2 separate regions of the Homo sapiens genome follow, and region 1 is linked to region 2. The links are chromatin contacts, found by Hi-C in ENCODE. All regions are on one chromosome and are shown on one strand. Each heading gives the region's core, a stretch centred on a gene start or an enhancer-like site at or near the end of the contact. The rest is flanking DNA. Distances are from core to core; before and after follow the strand shown.

Region 1 (6,642 bases), core at 1,103-3,602, 6.8 Mb before region 2:
ACAGGAGCAACAACCTTGACTATGCCTTTAGCTCCAGCCACCTCTTTAAGAGGAAATTGTTGGGCAGGTGGGGTAGGGCTAGTCAAGGAACAAAACCATAAGCCGGACTAGGTGTGAGGAGGGGAAGTGATAGAAGGATTATAGAGTGGGGGAACAGAGGCTGCGGAAGAATTGGGACCTGGCTCAGCCCGGCGAGCAGGGGAGAGGTCAGATGGCTCCACAGAAAAGGAGGATTCAAAGTACTCAGAGCTTGGGGTGGAGACCGAAGGAACACACAGGAGAGAAAGAAGAAAGATTTGGGATGAGTCGCATTGGGAGCAGAGACTAGGGCGGGACTGATGTGTAGAAGAATGCCTGGATGTCAGGAACCTCAGACCATTTGCCCATTTTACGACAAGAATTATCTAGATCTTGTAGGGTGGAGAAATTGAAAGTGCCATTTTCTGGCTATTTGGAACCACTGTCAAGTTTGTATTGGGGTCAGGTGGTATTGCAGAAGAAAATAAGGTGTTTAGGTTTTAGGTCAGGCGAGAGTTGAAGAGGTTTTAAGTTCTTGAGAACACAGGCTAAGGGAGAAGAAGGAGGAATGGAGGGTGGAAGGTTGCCCATAGTGAAGGAGGCAAGCCCAGAGAAAAGAGAGGGCAGAGACACAGGGGGGGTCGGTACTTGACACCAAGGTGAAGGATCAAGGCAGGTGTCCCTGTGGTGATCAGACACCTCTGAAATGTGGGTGAATAATCAGGCAGGCATCCCTGCAGTGATTAAACACCAAGGGAAGACTGTCTTCTCGAGTCCGTGACCAGTGCCGGAGTTTTGGGTTCACGGATAAAACACATCTCCTCTGTCTCTATCAGAAAAGGAAAGGAACTGAAATTAAGGGAAGGGATAGATTGAAGGGTGGTGCCAAAATTGAAAGGAGAAAGAGGTTGAGAGATAGTGAGAGAGGTTGGAGAAGAGAGTAAAAAGAAGCTGCTTACCCAATTTAAAATTGGTGAGATGTTCCTGGAGCTGGTTGGTCTGAGGACCCGAGGTTGTAGGTGGATCTTTCTCACAGAGCAAAGAGCAGGAGGACAGGTGACTGTCTTATCAGTTAAGGCAGGAACCGGCCATTTTCACTTCTTTTGTGATTCTTCAGTTGCTTCAGCATTTTCACTTCTTTTGTGATTCTTCAGTTGCTTCAGGCCATCTGGATGTATATGTGCAGGCTTGGGCTCAGAGGCCTGACATGCGTGTGTTTTGTGTTTTTCTGGATAGGCATGCATTCCTATGGAGGAGGTAAGCAGGGGGAAGGGAGCTCACATTCATCAGACACCTAGTATGTGTAGGAACCTTCTGCATCCCTGGAAGGATGGATGACCCCACATGTGAAACCTCTCGTGTGGTTCTTTTTGGAATTAACTACCATTGCTGAAAAGGGCCTACATAAAATATCAAATTTTAACATGCTGGAATTTTTCTTTATTTTTTTTCTCCTTCAAACATTTGTAGCTCTTTATATGTGGTATTTCCTCTGTGTCAGAAGGGAAAGAGGGTGCCCTTTGGGGAAGTTCTCTTCCAGACTCCTAGAAGAGAATCTGATTTACCTTAAATGCACAAACAAGGCCTTGCCATGTCACTGGCCAACCGCAGACAAACTACTTCAGTCACAGAAATAATTTGGACACTTTTGCTTTTTAAGGAAAAGATGATTTCCCTGGATTTTTTTCCTGTGAGGACGAGGCATTCCAAAACCCCAGCGGGGTCAGGCACAGTTCGCCAACTTTATGTTTTGGGGGGCAGCGCATTTGCTTCCCGAAGTGAGTTGCGAAACCGTTTTCTAGCGCGCACGGGGCTTTCATCTCTTCCGTGCATGCGAACGGCTTTCCGAGATGCCCCCTTTATGGGCTTGGCCATCGCTACTTTTGTTACAAATTAACGTCTGGGACTCGGACTGCTGCCAATAGGAAACTCCCGCGATTCGCTGCCTAGTTCGCCGCCCTCACAAGACTGGACTCTGCACAGGCCATCCATGCCCGCTGGTGCACCTCGCTCTCTCGCACGCTTAACCCGCGGGGACGCCCCCGACCTCCCACCTCAGCCCTCGCCACAGTTAGTCCCGCCCTTCCGCGCAGACTCCGTGGAGTCCTGTCACGCTCTCCGCGCGCTGCGGCAGCCGGGAGATTGTGAAGGGCACCTCCGGCAGCCAATTAACACCCGCATACTGGGCGGGACCACGCTTGGGCAGGCGGAGGGGGTCGACCGAAGGCGGGGACTTTTGAGTGACAAGGATGATGGCCAACCGTCGGAGGCCCTTCTACTGCGCCCCGCCCCTGAGCCGGCCGCCCAGCCCCCAGTGGGGTTCCCGGCGCGGGGAATGTCCCGGGTGGAGCTGGCTGAGTCGCGCGCTCTGCTCCACCCGACGGGGCTGTGTGTGCTGGGCCTGGCTCGCGGCGAACCGAGATGGCAGAGCAGTCGGACGAGGCCGTGAAGTACTACACCCTAGAGGAGATTCAGAAGCACAACCACAGCAAGAGCACCTGGCTGATCCTGCACCACAAGGTGTACGATTTGACCAAATTTCTGGAAGAGGTGAGTTGGGGATGAGCGGCTTGGGGCGCAGGGAGCGTGGGCCGGGTTTGGGGGTTCACTGGCATGACCTGTCTTTCGCGGCCCGGAGTCCGCATACCTACGCCTAGGCGCGCCCCCCGAGTTCGCTCACCTGCGCGTGTACGCCTGGGCGCGCTTCCGAGTCCGCACACCTGCGCGTGCAAGCCTGGGCGCCCCCCACCGCCCCAAGTCCGCACACCTGCGCGCTCACACCTGGGAGCGCTCCCCGAGTCCGCACACCTGCTAGTGTACACCTGGGCGCTCTCCTCGAGTCCGCACACCTGCGCGTGCACACCTGGGGAGCGCTCCCTGAGTCCGCACACCTGCGCGTGTACACCTGGGAGCGCTCCCCGAATCCGTACACCTGCGCGTGCACACCTGGGAGCGCCCTGCGCGGCGGCATCCTCGCTAGGTGGTGCTGGAGCAGCCTTCCGGGGATAGCGCGCAGCCATGCGGGGGATTTAAATGATCCCTTTCTCCCTTGAGTTTGAATAGAAGGGTGTCCTTCCAGGACCGGCGGCATTCCCGCAGTGGCCGGCTGGAGACCACCCACCCCGAGAGCTGCGGATCCCGCCGGAGGGGACCCCAAGTGCGGAGGTCGGGTGTGGTCCGGGCCTGCGCTTCCCGCGGCAGCCACTGGCCGACCTTGCGGTCCACACCCACTCGCGTTCGCGTTCACCTGGAAGAGGCTCGGTGTTAATTAACCTTTTCCAGTCACGCCTTGGCAGCCAGGTGCCGTGCTTGACTCCTGAGACCGCGGTGTGTGGCTGGAGCAAGAACACAGAGGCCAGGCAGAGCAGCGGACGTTCTGCGTGGGACTCGCCCCTAACAGCTTTGGAAGGTGTAATAGGAAACGTTGGTTAACTTGAAGACATTCCTTTGATAAGATTCTTTGCATTCGGTTATAATTTTTGCCGCACACGCTAAGGGGCGCTTTTGGTGATTGTCTTAGATCCTCTGGAAGTGTTTTACTACTTTTGGGGGAGTCTCAATCATAAATCTTAACGCATGCTCACGCCCCCTCCCAATAATGAGAAGGTTTAGTGATGGGAATTTTTTACATAGTCGGGGAGCAGGGGACAAAAATAGATGCCTGGTCTGAGCTGGATCACAGTTTATATCAGAGGACTTTGTTTTTGCAGAAAATGTTAAAATCAAAAGGCCTGTTTTAAAAAATGAGGCTGGGCCAAGCACGGTGGCTCACACATGTAATCCCAGCACTTTGGGAGGCTGAGGCGGGTGGATCACTTGAGTCTAGGAGTTCGAGACCAGCTTGACCAACATGGCGAAACCCCATCTCTAACCAAAATACCAAAATTAGCCAGGCCTGGCGGGGCACGCCTGTAGTCCCAGCTACTCGGGAGGCTGAGACAGGAGAATCCCTTAAACCTGGGAGGCAGAGGTTGCAGTGAGCCGAAATCGCACCACTTTGCTCCAGCCTGGGGGACAGAGTGAGACTCTGTCTCTAAATAAATAAATAAAATTAAATAATAAGGCTGGAGTTGATGTTTATTGGTAAGGTATTTCACTCTGGAGCAGTGCCCGAAGATAAAGTCATGTTACCATTTAGTAAGGAGGGGTTTATGTTGGGAAATCAGAGCTGACCTGTCCTCTCCCTCCTGCCCGGCTGCAGATCTTGTCATATAACATCAATTCTCATTAACTCTAAATGTGGAATTTTAAGATACAGTGTGTGCTTTGTCTATTTGTGCTTATAGAAGAAGTAGCATAAGAGAATATTAGGATATTTTATATTATGAAGCATTTTCTTCTTTTCTTGTCTTCTCCTAAAGCGAGTTTTTTCAACCCTGGCACTGTTGACATTTTGGGCCAGCCGATCTTTGTTGTGGCGTCTGTCCTGGGCATTGTAGGATATTGAGCCACCTCCCTGAGTTCTACCCACTAGATGACCGGTACCACCACCTCCCCTATTTTTTTTTTTTTTTTTTTTTGAGACAGAGTTTTGCTCTTGTGGCCCAGGCTGGAGTGCAATGGTGTGATCTCGACTCACTGCAACCTCTGCCTCCTGGGTTCAACCAATTCTCCTGCCTCAGCCTCCCAAGTAGCTGGGATTACAGGCGCACACCATCACGCCCAGCTAATTTTTGTATTTTTAATAGAGACAGGGTTTCAACATGTTGGCCAAGTTGGTCTCGAACTGCTGATCTCAGGTGATCCACCCACCTTAGCCTCCCAAAGTGCTGGGATTACAGGCGTGAGCCACTGCTCCCAGCCCTACCTCCCCTATTTATAGCAACCCAAAATGTCTCCAGATATTGCCAGAGGTCCCCTAGGGCACATAATCTCTCCAACTTGAGAATTACTAAGGTTACTGTGCATGACTTTAGGGGTAGATTTTCAGAGACGATAATAGGGAAGTGAAGATTATTGTTAAAATGTACTCAAAACTATTTACTTTCACATTTCATTCCTGTGAGTCAGGAAAGGAGGGATTGTGCAAAAAATTTTCCGAGAAAAACTGAGAGATGAGAGCAAGCTCTTGAGTGGGTAAATTAGCTGAAAACAAATTTCTTTATTTTTTCTTACTCAAAGTTTTTGTGGAGAATGCATCTCAAATAAAATGAACAAGAGGGTGGCTGACCCCTGGAACGGCTAGGAGGATGGCGTGAGTGAGGAGGCTGGGGTCTGGGAGAAACACAAGGAGTTAGTTTGGTTTTGGTCCTGTTGACTTTAAGAGGTTGGAGGGATCTTCAGGCATTGCGAGAACTGCATGCGTTTCTGCCTCCACTGTCTGCCAACATGTGGTTCTGGGAACAAGCAAGGCCACTTAGCCTTTCACTGGATTGTGTCTGACCTCTGGGCACCTCCCGATTCGACCTCTTATGGACGTGTTTTTCCATTTGCCGTCTTTATTATTTGCTTTGACTTTCTGTGACCATCTCTTGCTTATTGCATGTCCTGGTCATTGGCTTCCCAGCCCCCGGCAAAGCCTCTGGGAGCCTCTCTCTGGGTTCTATCTGAGACTCTAGCCAGGATTCCTTGCAGGTGACTTCCTGTGCTCCTGGGGTTATATCTCCAATAAGCTCACTCGCTCAGAGCTCTTCAGCACACTGCCCTGCCAGGTAGTTTGTTATGAGGCTAGTCTGTTTGTCTGAAACGTACTTTTAAAACAGAAATGAGTGCAGAATGTCTCTGTCTCTCTTCCCCGCTTGCCCGATCCTCTTTCCTGTCTTCTATTGTTGAAAGGCTCCAGAATTTCATGAAGCCTTTGTGTGTTAACTAACAAATATTTTATCTCACCTAATTTACCTAAATAGGAAAGATTTATCTTCTCCTTCTAACTCTCAAATGAACTTTCAGTCATTATGGGCTAGACCTTTGTTTACTGTGAGATCCCCCATCCGTATGGACAGGATTTCTCATGGCTGAGTATTTCCCCTTCTTTCAGAATGTCCTAGATTTATGTGCATGTCCGTGTTCATGTTGAGAAGGTGTGTGGTGAGATGGTGGAGGGATCCTGCTCTGCTGGCAGGTACAAGCCAAGAACACAGGTTGAAGCTCACAGGTGCAGCATGTGCTCCGACCTCCTGAAATAATGGCCACTAAAGCTGTTTTTGTTGTTTAGGCGGAGGGGTAGAAACCTAAGAGGGAAGACTGGCTTATTATTAATGGCAGTCGACATAGCAGCAGGTGCTTAGTTACTGTCTGATACTTAAAAGATTTTGAGCTTTATTGCCTACATATTTTGAACTAGATTTTTTTTTCAATCCTGAGTTCTAGTTTTTGAGTTTATATTTGTGAAATTGAGTCTTTGCTTGATCATAGAACTTTAAGGGACAGTTATTTGAAATGAAAACTTAGGCATTTAGGACCAGGGGGAGAAATGTTTGCATTTCCCTTTCTGTGATTTGGGCAGCAGCATCTATTCAGTTTTTAAAAGAGCTGTGGAGGGGAGAGAGAAAGGTATCCTGTAATTAACAACACTTCCATTAGCTGTTGCTTTTGGTTCAAGTCAGTGGGTGTTTGATTCGTGAAATAGATACTGTCCTGGAAAATTTTATAAAGCAGAATGTCTTTTTGTGAAGTTGTCTCCTC
Region 2 (6,310 bases), core at 1,750-4,249:
AGCGCGAGAAAGGCTTCTGTTCTGGAGAATCTACTCTAGAAAGCATTGTTTCTGTTGTAAGATAGGTGGTTGTGGGTAGGTTGAAAGATAGGCAAATAAAGAAAACAGATTTTCATAAGTACTTTGAAATCACGGAGTAAAATCTCATGTAGATTTAAGATCCTTTTATATAGAGAGAAATCCCCAGAGCAATAGACTGCACTGTTCTTCACTTACATTAAAATAAGATACTGCTCCAGGATTCTGAATTTAGCAGCTGTTGGTACATGTGTCTCTTGCCACACTCATAAAGGTTTTTAATGTACAATAACATAGCATATAGCTCATCCCTTCTATGGTCGGATGCATTATTTATAATTAACTAACTTTGTACCATCTTCATGTGTGGAAGGAGCAATAATTGGAGCTATCCATTTTTAGTTCACAGAAAACAAGACTCTCTTCATTTTTGACAGTGCCATTTACCTACCACCCTTTCTGCCAATGATTTGAATTGTTCAGTTGTGGCTCTTGTTTTATTTTAATGCATTCACATTTTACCACTATGCAAAGATGTCTGTTCAAAATGAATTAGTCTGAAAGCCCATCTGAGAATGCTGGGAGGCTAGCTGCATCCCCACTGCTTCAGCACAGATGCATGGGGCAGAGCTGAAAGGCCACAATGTCGGTACCTGAATTCATTCTTCTCTAAAGTGAAAATGATCATACTGATATTTCAAAATCTGAAAACAACATTGGAAGAATATTTGCCTGGCAGATGTTCGCGCATTAATTCTCTCTGACTCACCTTGCCCTCGCATCATGAGACACTTTGAATCCATAGAAATAACCCTGCCCCACACTTTGTTCTGAGAAATGTTCTGTACATCTAGTAGCTGTGTTTACTAACCCTAAATTCTAGGCTCCCCTCTGCAAACAGATAGGAATCTCTGGAGTCAGCTCCCCGTTTCCCCCAACTCTACTCTCTCATAAATGTGGTTGGAGGCCATGGGTCCTCTTCCTCTATCAGGGGCCATGTAGAGGCACAATCCAGATTTTACAGGAAGTTGTGTCAGAAGAGGATCCTTGTTTGGGAATAAACCTCAGTGGAGGAGACGAGGCTCTGTATCAGCCCAATTGTTCGAGGTTCAACTCATTTCAAAAGCAGATATAGTACTTACAAAGGGGACTTGAGTGCTACTCATGACTTGAAGGAGTTTTGAATAGGGTACAGGAGTCAACCAGTTGAAATAGAAAGCAGAAAATAAACAACCTAAACGGCCGAATATAGGTACAAATGATATAGTTCTGGAGTAATACATTCTGGCTAGGGAAACTTAGGAGTTATTTACAGAAGAATGTAAGCATCTGAGTTGAGACCTGGATGATCAGATAATTTCAACAGTCAGAAGAATTTTAACTAGTAAGTGGGGTGGTTGGGTAAAGGACACTGTGAGGGAAAGAATGGAATAAGCATAGTTACTGAAGCACCCAAGCAAAAGCAAGTGTGGCTATTTGGACTGGGCTAGGGGTTACTACGGGGCCAAAACAGAAGAGTGATGAGGAGTTAGAGGCCACATTTCACCTCAAAGTTAAATGATTTGAAATTTATTCTGCTAGCAGTCGTCTACTGTTTGATTTTCAGCAGCAAATGATCTAAGCAAGACATTTATTTTTAAAATGTTAAAATATATCTTATTAAATATTACCAAAATAGTATGGGAAATGAAGAGACTGAATGTGTTACTAATCCCCAACTGAGAATGGAATTGTTCATTTGTGAAGCTTGATATTTCCCTGTATTTTTATTACTACTAAGCTATTATTTTTTACATTTGAGGTCAGAGCTTGGGTTGGTTTATGCCAAAGTGTCATCTCAGCTATCTGTGAGAAGCTCCATGTGTGGAGTGCAACAGGAGTCCCAGCCTGCTCTAGGATTTCCACGACCTGGCACTGCACTCACATGTCGTAGTAGCCGGGGCACACTGCCTTCTCCTGTCTGCATGTAGGTCTTTACCGAATACCAGGTCCCATTTTTAAATAAGAGGCTCCTTCTACTTGTTTGTCCCATGCTTCCCCTATTTATACTGCCTGAGAAATTGTTTTCCATCAGTAAAGCTGATTAGTCTTTTCTGTTTTCCCTTGATCTTTGTTAGCATCTGGGCTACAGAAGTTGTCCTCCTATATTAATCTGGGTATTTCGGTTTTGCTTTTCCAAAGGACAGCAAGCTCAGCCAGGCTGCCTCTCAGTTCCAAGGGAGTGCTCATTCCCTCCTTCCCCAGCCCTTGCTCTTTCCAAAAGGATGATTTCTGTCGTCCCAGGGCTTATCCCCTCCCACTCCAGCTCCTCCCATCATTTGAGTCAATCCCACAGCCCCCACTATGGCTCTATTATATAGTTGTCGTCTTCCCATAACCAAAAGGTTTTAACGCCAGCCTGGCAGCGTCTTTAGACTCTCGCACTCCCAAACTGTCCCCTCCTCCAGCTCGACTCCTCCGGGAGCGCGCGGCCACCGCTGCAAGCCCAGAACACAAACGCCTAGAGCTTCCTCCGCTTAGAAACCCGGGGCGCTTGGCCCCGCCTCACCTGCTTTCGGCCCCGCCCCGCCCGCCGCCGGCCTGCTCACGGCTCCTCCCGTCCTCCCCGAAGCCCCGCCTCTGACCCCGCCCTGTCCTGTCTCCGTCCCGCCCCACGCCCGCCAGCCAGCGTCGCTGTCTCTCGCCTTCCCTGAGGCCCCGCCTTCAGCCCCGCCTTCAACCCCGCCCCGTCCTGCCTCCGCCCCGCCCCCGCTTGCCGGCCCGCGTCGCCGTCTCACCCTCCCCGGGCTGCGCGGCCGGAGCTGGCACAGAGGATCCTCGGCCGCGGCGACATCACCGCCTGGGCACGCGGGCGCTGCTCTGGATACGGCGCCACCGAGAGAACCCGCCGCCCGCGGGTCTCTGTCCTGCGGTCCGTGGTTGCCCCCACAAGCGTCCGGCGTTTCCTGAGGGCGGGCGTGTCCGGGCCGTGCGGGTCGCGGGGACCGAGCGCGGCTGAGGAGACCGAGCTGGGGCAGCGCCTGCCGTAGCGCGGGAGACGACGCGGGGGTCTTGCGGAGCCCCGCGGGAGCCTGGCCCGCCGTGCAGAGCAGTTTTCTGGAACTCTCCACCTCCGTCTCCCTTGGGGCCCAGTGCGGCGCCGAGCCCCCGTCGGGATCTGCCTGAGGTAAGCGGACTTGGTGGCTCAGGGGTCTCTCGCCATCCTGCCTCACTCAGCCCCAGAGCGGGGAGCGGAGAATGGGGGCGGCAGGGTCGGAGGACGCCAGTGAAAAAATGCAACAGGCGGGGCGGATCAGGAAACTCCTAGCCTGAATGTTTCCTACAGAGGGGAGACTTGTCCAAGACTGAAACTTGCTTAGGTTCTTCCAGCCGCGGACGGGCACGGAGAGGCGTCTTTCGACACCGGGGTCCGAGCTCCCTCTGGCGGCTCCACCTGAGGACAGGGACTCGGCCACAGGTGAGCGCCGAGCGCGGAGCTCCCGCCCCTCGGCTTGGCGCCTGGTCACGATTCGCGGTTACCCCGCCGAGAAAAGTGACTGGTCCGAGTAGTTCTCATTAGGAAGATACCTTCTGATCCCATGAACTCTAAACCTTCCCCCGGAATTAAAAAAAAAAAAAAAAAAAAAGATCTTTTCAACTTTCAGTTTTTTGTCCCTCGGTCCTTGGGAACAAGAAATAACAAGGATAGCAGGACTCATCTTTGTGTAAACTGCATTTGAATACAAACATTTTTTAAGTGACTGAAGCCACGTTAGTGGCGTTAAACTATAGATATTGTCGGGAGAGTTCTATCTTGTATATTTTGTATTGTTAGTTGCTTGTCTTCTGCTGACGGTCACTGGTTTCCAAATAAGTGCGTGTAAATGGATAAGAAAAAAATCACTTGCCCTAGCTTAGGTTGCAGATAATATGAGATTTTACTGTGATTCTAAAATTTCTATTAAGTGATTGCAGAATGTTTAAGTCATCAGTTTATATTCATTCTCAGCATACCTGAAGCCTCAGAGAATTTTTATTTTGTCCCCCATCCCCAGAAAAGTGTCATGAAAAAAGAGCAGAAGAGAGACCTCACTGTTGCTGAAAGGGGAATTTTCTTTCCCCGTTGGCGGTTACTTCATGATCGGACGAGAAGTATCTAGGTGACTGAAGATATTCCATTTTTATGTTTGTACACATGAAGCTGATAAAAGAAGATGTGAACATGATTTCTCTTTGTCATAATAGGCTGATGAGTAAGTAAGCCTGAAAAATATTTGAAATGAAGGCAAGAATTTTGAATTTTTAAAAACCAACTAAGACTTTGATCACTTGTTGAGGATGTTTCTCTCTCATAAATGAAAGAAAAACGTATTCACAAGACAAGAAGTATAAAAAGTTGAGAGGAATGACAACTGAGTCCACTCACTCGAAGAATGTCAGTACTTCATCATCTTCTTTGGGCAAACATACACAAATGCATCATACATGTGTGGTGAGCTTATCACCAGTGATGGTTTTCTGTGCTAGAAATGACTCTTAATTTGAATTTTGGAGTGCTTTTTCTCTTTTTTTACAATGTGTGTTCCAACTCTTTGTGTTAAATAGATTTAAGTAAAGGAGGTAAATGCTAAATTCATAGTGTTTTTTACCTGTATCACTTCCCTGTGTATTATGGAAAAATTAGAGATTTTAACGTTATTCAAAGTTTTACTGGAAGCAAAACTGTGCCAGGGACAGAGATATACAATTTAAGTTTTCTCTTTTTGGCAACTGCACTTGCTTAAAATGTACTGAATGTCAGCTGGATTTCACAGCATATCAGATTTACAGTCTTTGTCTTATCAAGGCCTTTACTGTATGTTTTATACTAACCAGATGGGAAACACATTGAGCATCATATCTGACATGTATGCCTAAGGGAGGAGCTCCCCCATGGATCATGGCGTTAATGTTTACAGGACATTTACTATTCTTAGCATTATTGATGTTTGCTTTCTCTACTTTTGAGGAATCTGTGAGCAATTATTCCGAATGGGCAGTTTTCACAGATGATATAGATCAGTTTAAAACACAGAAAGTGCAAGATTTCAGACCCAACCAAAAGCTGAAGAAAAGTATGCTTCATCCAAGTTTATATTTTGATGCTGGAGAAATCCAAGCAATGAGACAAAAGTCTCGTGCAAGCCATTTGCATCTTTTTAGAGCTATCAGAAGTGCAGTGACAGTTATGCTGTCCAACCCAACATACTACCTACCTCCACCAAAGCATGCTGATTTTGCTGCCAAGTGGAATGAAATTTATGGTAACAATCTGCCTCCTTTAGCATTGTACTGTTTGTTATGCCCAGAAGACAAAGTTGCCTTTGAATTTGTCTTGGAATATATGGACAGGATGGTTGGCTACAAAGACTGGCTAGTAGAGAATGCACCAGGAGATGAGGTTCCAATTGGCCATTCCTTAACAGGTTTTGCCACTGCCTTTGACTTTTTATATAACTTATTAGATAATCATCGAAGACAAAAATACCTGGAAAAAATATGGGTTATTACTGAGGAAATGTACGAGTATTCCAAGGTCCGCTCATGGGGCAAACAGCTTCTCCATAACCACCAAGCCACTAATATGATAGCATTACTCACAGGGGCCTTGGTGACTGGAGTAGATAAAGGATCTAAAGCAAATATATGGAAACAGGCTGTAGTGGATGTCATGGAAAAGACAATGTTTCTATTGAATCATATTGTTGATGGTTCTTTGGATGAAGGTGTGGCCTATGGAAGCTACACAGCTAAATCCGTCACACAGTATGTTTTTCTGGCCCAGCGCCATTTTAATATCAACAACTTGGATAATAACTGGTTAAAGATGCACTTTTGGTTCTATTATGCCACCCTTTTACCTGGCTTCCAAAGAACTGTGGGTATAGCAGATTCCAATTATAATTGGTTTTATGGTCCAGAAAGCCAGCTAGTTTTCTTGGATAAGTTCATCTTAAAGAATGGAGCTGGAAATTGGTTAGCTCAGCAAATTAGAAAGCACCGACCTAAAGATGGACCGATGGTTCCTTCAACTGCCCAAAGGTGGAGTACTCTTCACACTGAATACATCTGGTATGATCCCCAGCTCACACCACAGCCACCTGCTGATTATGGTACTGCAAAAATACACACATTCCCTAACTGGGGTGTGGTTACTTATGGGGCTGGGTTGCCAAACACACAGACCAACACCTTTGTGTCTTTTAAATCTGGGAAGCTGGGGGGACGAGCTGTGTATGACATAGTTCATTTTCAGCCATATTCCTGGATTGAT

What was found. Hi-C counts contacts between places; a loop is a spot of excess contacts on that map. Pooled maps may share reads with other maps.
Region 1: a loop to region 2 is called in a map of CD4-positive, alpha-beta T cell, with 10 times the contacts of the local background. The contact joins the promoter of CYB5A here to the promoter of DSEL-AS1 in region 2. A Hi-C loop is called at or near these places in 3 of 168 maps with a recorded cell type or tissue (CD4-positive, alpha-beta T cell, CD4-positive, alpha-beta memory T cell and naive thymus-derived CD4-positive, alpha-beta T cell) and 7 of 50 pooled maps.

The regions. Positions count from the first base shown.
Region 1 is chr18:74,287,673-74,294,314 of GRCh38, reverse strand. CYB5A (cytochrome b5 type A) reads left to right here and starts at 2,352. Exons shown (of 5, transcript NM_148923.4): 1 at 2,352-2,568. The coding sequence starts at 2,440. RefSeq lists enhancers at 1,264-1,433, 1,793-1,852, 2,142-2,311, 2,391-2,560, 3,166-3,773.
Region 2 is chr18:67,513,235-67,519,544 of GRCh38, reverse strand. It overlaps DSEL-AS1 (DSEL antisense RNA 1), which reads right to left and starts at 2,999. Exons shown (of 5, transcript NR_033921.1): 1 at 2,796-2,999. It overlaps DSEL (dermatan sulfate epimerase like), which reads left to right and starts at 2,825. Exons shown (of 2, transcript NM_032160.3): 1 at 2,825-3,184; 2 at 4,053-6,310. The coding sequence starts at 4,937.